Regions from separate parts of the Homo sapiens genome. Here region 2 is linked to region 1. The links are chromatin loops, found by intact Hi-C in ENCODE. Cell type or tissue: heart left ventricle. All regions are shown on one strand. Each heading gives the region's core, and the rest is flanking DNA. Links, peaks and the distances in the headings are about the cores only.

The links. A loop is a pair of places that touch in the nucleus more often than their neighbours do. Peaks named below come from ENCODE experiments on the same cell type or tissue, not always from the same donor. Only the 100,000 strongest peaks of a DNase experiment are listed, where the experiment ranks them.
Region 2: it touches region 1 in a loop (2.1-fold over the local background); 8 of 110 quality-filtered maps call a loop at or near these places.

The regions. Positions count from the first base shown.
Region 1 is chr18:48,041,349-48,044,266 of GRCh38, forward strand. The region is part of intron 3 of ZBTB7C (zinc finger and BTB domain containing 7C); the gene reads right to left. Among named protein-coding and RNA genes, the nearest start is that of SMAD2, 110 kb to the left of the region's middle. In heart left ventricle, for the core only: no CTCF peak of the experiment used is centred there; no DNase peak of the experiment used is centred there.
Region 2 is chr18:48,096,166-48,099,083 of GRCh38, forward strand. All of the region lies in intron 3 of ZBTB7C (zinc finger and BTB domain containing 7C), which reads right to left. Among named protein-coding and RNA genes, the nearest start is that of ZBTB7C-AS1, 65 kb to the right of the region's middle. In heart left ventricle, for the core only: no CTCF peak of the experiment used is centred there; no DNase peak of the experiment used is centred there; H3K27ac peaks cover 230 bases.

The sequences.
Region 1 (2,918 bases), core at 143-2,642:
CTGGGCAGCTGGTGTCAGCTACTCACCAAAGGCTGCAAGCCTTCTCTCAGGCTTGGTGTTACTGATTTCCACTTTGCCAACATGCAGTTGCAGAATACAACTGCAGGATGAAAAGCCTCATGAACCTAGCTGTTGCCTTGGCTGCAGGAACAGGACCCACCTCTGTGGGGCAAGGACCTCTCAGTGCTTCTGCTGAGAAGATGCTCTGATTTGTCTCACAAATCCTCTGATTCTGTAACAGACTTACACTTTGCACTGGCTACTAGGAAGCTTAAAACAAATTTCGTGGCCCATTTTCAGCAAGTAAATGGGGGCCTTGTGGTATGTTTTGCTTCCTGACCTTACTCGTTCATTGCAGTTGAAGTTTCCTTCCATTTGTAAATCTTGATCCTTTTTTTAAAAAAAAAACACTAACTTCCTATATGTGTATATCTGAGAGTGATTTCACCTATAAATATTTAAATTCAATACAAATATAAATGCAATATTCAATATAAATATAATGCAATATAAATATAAATTCAAGTACATTGTTAGTTAATTTTTCATGTCTAAATTCTGTCAGCCTCATGAAAATATCAACCCCTGTGGTGAGAAGCGTCTTCTGAGACACCTTATCATTGTATATGTTATACATAAAGTATGGCCAGTGGCAGCCACCAGAAGAAAGCAGGGCACGACAGGGGACAACTGGCATCCCTTCCTTTCAGGAAGCACAGCTCACAGCCCAGGTGAACACAGTCAACTGGGACAAAATGTGGCATCTGCCAGGGCAGGTAGGGGCGTCCAAGGAGAGAATATAGTCATGGGTTGTTTGTTAGTTTCTGGTTGGGCCAGTAAAGCCCCTTCCTCATCCCTCTTTTCCACTTATCACTAGAGACAGAAACTAAACAAACACCATGGCTTCAGGCTGCTAAAAGCCTAAAACAAAACAAACAACAAATCAGAACAACAACAACAATAAAATAAGGTGGGTTGGACAAGCTTCATAGGGCTCTTCTACTTACAGCAAAGCTTCAACATGGCTCATCTAGATAAATCCTAGCAAAGCCCTGGCCCTTATCTTGGTACAAATAAAGTGGGGAGAAAACAAAAAGGAAAACAAATCCTAAAGCCCCACGCCCCAGTGGGAAGAGTTCTGGAGATCCTTACACATTTATCTTCTGGATGTTTCTGTCCTGGGAAGGCAGAGGCAGGGGGAGGGGAGGAGTGAGAAGTATACGCTCATAAAGTGTGAGTGGGCACTGGGAAGGCAGCAGGCATGGAGGATGCTGGGTGCCCCTCCGCTGCCCTCACCTTCTCCTCCACCATGGGGCAGCCCAGGCGTTCCCTAAGCAATCCCACTGGCCAGGTGTTCAGGAGGCTTCCCAGAGCTAAGGCCTCACTGCTTTCCCACCTTCTCATCTTTAAAAGGGCCAGAGACCCTGGCAGTCCATGCATTCATTCTCTAAATATTATTGGGTAGTCTCCCTGTGCCAGGCTCTGTACTGTACTCTGGGGATGCACAGAGAACAAATCAAGAAGGCCTCTGCTCTAACAGAGCTTAGAGGGACATAACAACTGCAATAAAAATGTACAGCAAGATTCACCAAACAGAGTATACAGATGGCAGATAAGCCATCTAATCTGAAAAGATGTTCAATATCATGAGCCATTAGGGAAATTCAAATTAAAACTATCATAAGACATCACTACATACATAGGATAGTGGCTAAAATAATAAAAAAATACTGATAACACCGAATGCTGGTGAGGATGTGGAGAAAAGGATCACTCGTATATTGCTGGTAGGAATGTAGAATGGTACAGCTATTCTAGAAAATGATTTGGCAGATCTTAAAAAACAAAATATGCAACCGCCATATGACCCAGCAATTGAATTCTTGAGCATCTACCCCAGAGAAATGAAATCTTATGTCCATGAAAAACTCATACACAAATGTTCATGGTCACTTTGTGCACGATAGTGAGTAACTGGAAATAACCTAGACATCCTTCAAAGGTGTATGGCTAAACATTGTGGTACATCCATGCCAGGGAATACTATTCAGCAATAAAAAGGAGTGAATTCTCAATATGTGCAACAGCCTTGATGAATCTCCAGGGAGTTACGCTGAGTGAAAAAAGCCAATCCCAATGGGTTAGATATTGCATGATTCCATTTATATAACATTCTTGAGATGATAAAGTTATAGAAATGGAGAAGAGATGAGGGTTGCCAGGGACTAAGGAGGTGGTGGTGGTGGGAGGGAAGTGGGTGTGGCTATAAAAGGGCAACAGGAGGGATACTTGTGATGGAAATGTTCTGCATATTGATTATACCAGTGTTCATATCCTGGTTGATATTGTACTATGGTTTTGCAAGATGTTACCACTGGAGAAAATGCGTAAAGGGTACATGAGATGTCTCTGTATCATCTCTTACAACTGTAGCTGAAACGATAAGTATCTCAAAAGAAAAAGTCTAAGAGAAGCAAATGACGGGAAACAACCTAAAGCCACTAATCAATCTCCTCGCTTCTCTCCATCTCTCATCCAGCTATCTACCACAGAGCTGTAAGGGAGGAGAGGAGGGGGGCGCTTTACCCAGGGTGAACAGGGGAGGCTTCCTTGAGGAAGCATCATTTGAGCAGAGACCTAGAAGAGGAGAAGGATCCAGCATGGGAGGATGTGGAGAACAGTGTACCAGGCTGTGGGAACAGTGGCACAAAGTAGGCAGCCCCACCAAGGTGCCCTTGGTCTGAGGGGCCAGGTTCTGTTCTGAGTGGCCCCGTTGAACATGGTTCTTGTCTATTGACAAACCATTCCACTTCTGCATTTCTCTGGGGGCTCAGATGGACCATACCCACCCAGATCCCTCGAGGGCCTGTGTAGGATTAGTTGATGGACACCCCTCCATCTCTCTGACCAGGGAAGGT
Region 2 (2,918 bases), core at 329-2,828, 55 kb after region 1:
AAAGGAAAAAGGGAAAAGTGCCAATTGCAAGCATCTGATTAGAAAACCAAAAAATAGGCATTGGGGCTTTTTAAGAGAGTGTGAATGCAAGCAAGAGAGGAAGAAAACGGAATCACAGGCCTGATCCCTTCAAGACGGTCACAAGCTGAGCTGTGACTTTTTATGAAAGCTCTGAAATGCTCAGGGCACCATTCTATGATTCTTAATGCGCTTTCTGGGCAGGGCACTTAGCGGGAAAGGAAATGGGCATCCTGATGACATCAGGGTGGCCACTGATTGCTTCCTGTGCTCCAGTATGACTTTATCCTTATAGTTTTTCTTTTCTTTTAAAATAATTACCAGGATGTGACAACGTTTGACAGGGAGATGGCAAAGAGAGAGGGCAGAGGGCCGGCTGGATATCGAACTAATGTGCTCTGCTCCAAGCTGTTGCTGGGGCAACTACTCCACTGCTGTGGAGGGGTGGGAGTCACAGGGGGAGGGGACAGGTGAAAAGATGCTCTCACTTTCGGTCATAAGTCTGAATCTCCACGTGATCATGAAGCTTATGAATAAGCATTGTCCCATCTTGTGTGGAATCTGAAAGAAATGGTGAAGAGAGAGCAAAGGAGTGTGGTGGGCTGATTTGACTCAATGATCCTGTCCCTACCAGGAACTTCTTTTTCAACAGTTATCAAAGTTTGTGTTGGGTCTAAGTCATTTTCCCCTCCTAGATTGCAAGTCCCGAAAGGGAAGTCTGAGTTTTTTCAATTTATCTGTCTTTGCTCCTGGCACCATCATCACCACTATTGCTACTGCTATTATTCCTATGGCCACTGCTACTACTATCAAGGTATGGTCGCAGATACATGGAATAATTAGAAAGGAGCTTCCTTTTAGAGGGTCTGTCCAGCCCTTGATGATCTTCTTTTCCTGAAAACTGTTTCCTCTCTTCTCACATAGGGTTCCCCTAGTTATAAAGGAATCCCACTCACTGAACATAGTTGATTGGATCAGCGGTAGGTAACTGACTTAAGCTAGGCTAGCTGAGACCTTCTCTACATGTGACTGATGGTCATATGAATATGGATCTTGCGTGACCATCTTCCACCCTGTGCAAGGAAAATCAAAGAGAGCTTGTCTGTAGATAGGAAGTGGGTAATCAGTTGTATAGAGAGAAGTCAAGATGAGAGAGCATATGGTCCCAGCAGGAAAGACAACTTTTATTATTGTTGTTGTTATTATTATTATTATTATTATTATTATTATTGAGACAGAGTCTTGCTCTGTCGCCCAGGCTGGAGTGCGGTGGCGCGATCTCGGTTCACTGCAACCTCTGCCTCCTGGGTTCAAGGCATTCTCCTGCTCCAGCCTCCTGAGTAGCTGGGACTACAGGCGTGTGCCACCATGCCCAGCTAATTTTTGTATTTTTAGTAGACACGGGGTTTCACCACGTTGGCCAGGCTGGTCTCTGATTCCTGACCTCAGGTAATCTACCCGCCTTGGCCTCCCAAAGTGCTGGGATTACAGGCGCGAGCTACGGCGCCCAGCGTGGATAGACAACCACTGAGGACCTAGTTGGTTGCCCATAGCTTTCCCGGCTCCAGTCTCTCACAAGGTCTGGCTGTAGCACATTTTCTGCTTTTAAGACCTGTAACAAACCTTTGTATCCTCATAATAAATGGTATTTTCAGCTTAAGCTACCTTGAGTTGGCTGTCTTTACTTACAAGCATCTTTTTTTTTTTTTTACTTACAAAAGCATCTTCACTAATACAATACCTGTGTTACCACCCAGCCTCTCTCAGCAGGCATCACTAATCAATGACAGCAGTCTTTCTGCTAAGACTCAGAATCCATCACCTGGCAGTCACTACCAATTGAGCCAAGTTAGCAGACAAACTAAAAATCTATTGGCAAAAACAAAGAAACAAAACCCCCACAAACTATTGGCTAGCCTAACATTTGTGATGGGTGAGAGTTCAAAAGAGTACAATAAGGAGAACATGAGAGGGAGTGATTCACTCTGACGGGGCCTTTTGAACATGGACTTGAACAATGAGTGGATTTCCCCAGGCAGAGATGTACAGGATGCACTCCAGGTGTGAGGGAGACGCCAGCAGCTTCTATGGACCAGGTCACTGTATGGGGATGGATCCAGCATTCTTGGTGTCTTCCTAATCACATTTTACCCGGCTGACTCTGGGTCTCAGAGGCCTTTCTCAGTGCTGTTGTTTAGGATGCTCTAGAAGGGATACTAAACAAAGCCAAAAGTTGGCCGTGGCTAGAGCTAGGATGCTTGTTCTTCCTCTGCCTCCCAGTTCCCTGTGTGGCTTGGGGAAACAGCCAAGTGACTCAGATGGTCTCGGTTTCCAGGACTGGCTTTGTCACCAGTGCACCCTCTCTACTGAATGTTATTGTGCTTTGGCTTCCTCGAATCCATTCTACCCGCCTAATTTCCTTCTGTGGATTCTCCGCTCCCATCCGGGTCCCTGTGGTATGGGAAGGATTTCATATCTGGTTCCTGGGATGAAGCCTGTGATCGGGCATAAACCAACCAATGAGTTCCATTCTCTGATTACAGGGATTGGCTCAGGGATGGACATGTGACATAGGACAGCCAATCAGGCTCAAGCACAGCTAATCCTAAGGTTTGACCTTACACAACCAGCAAGAGATGTTCTCTTTTTCCTGCGGCACTGAAATTGGAGAGGCCATGAGGCTATTCCTGTTGCTGCCATCTTGCCACTTTGTAAACAGGTAAATGAAGCCAATCAATGTGGAGAGCAAAGCCAGGAGACAAAGAAACCTGAGTCCTGAGTTTGCTGAGCGGAGGCAGTGGCACCTGAGTCTGACCCTATCCACTGATCATTGCATTAAGTAGCCAATACACATTCTATTTTGCTTGAGCCAGTTGACATGGGTTGATTCTCATTTGCAT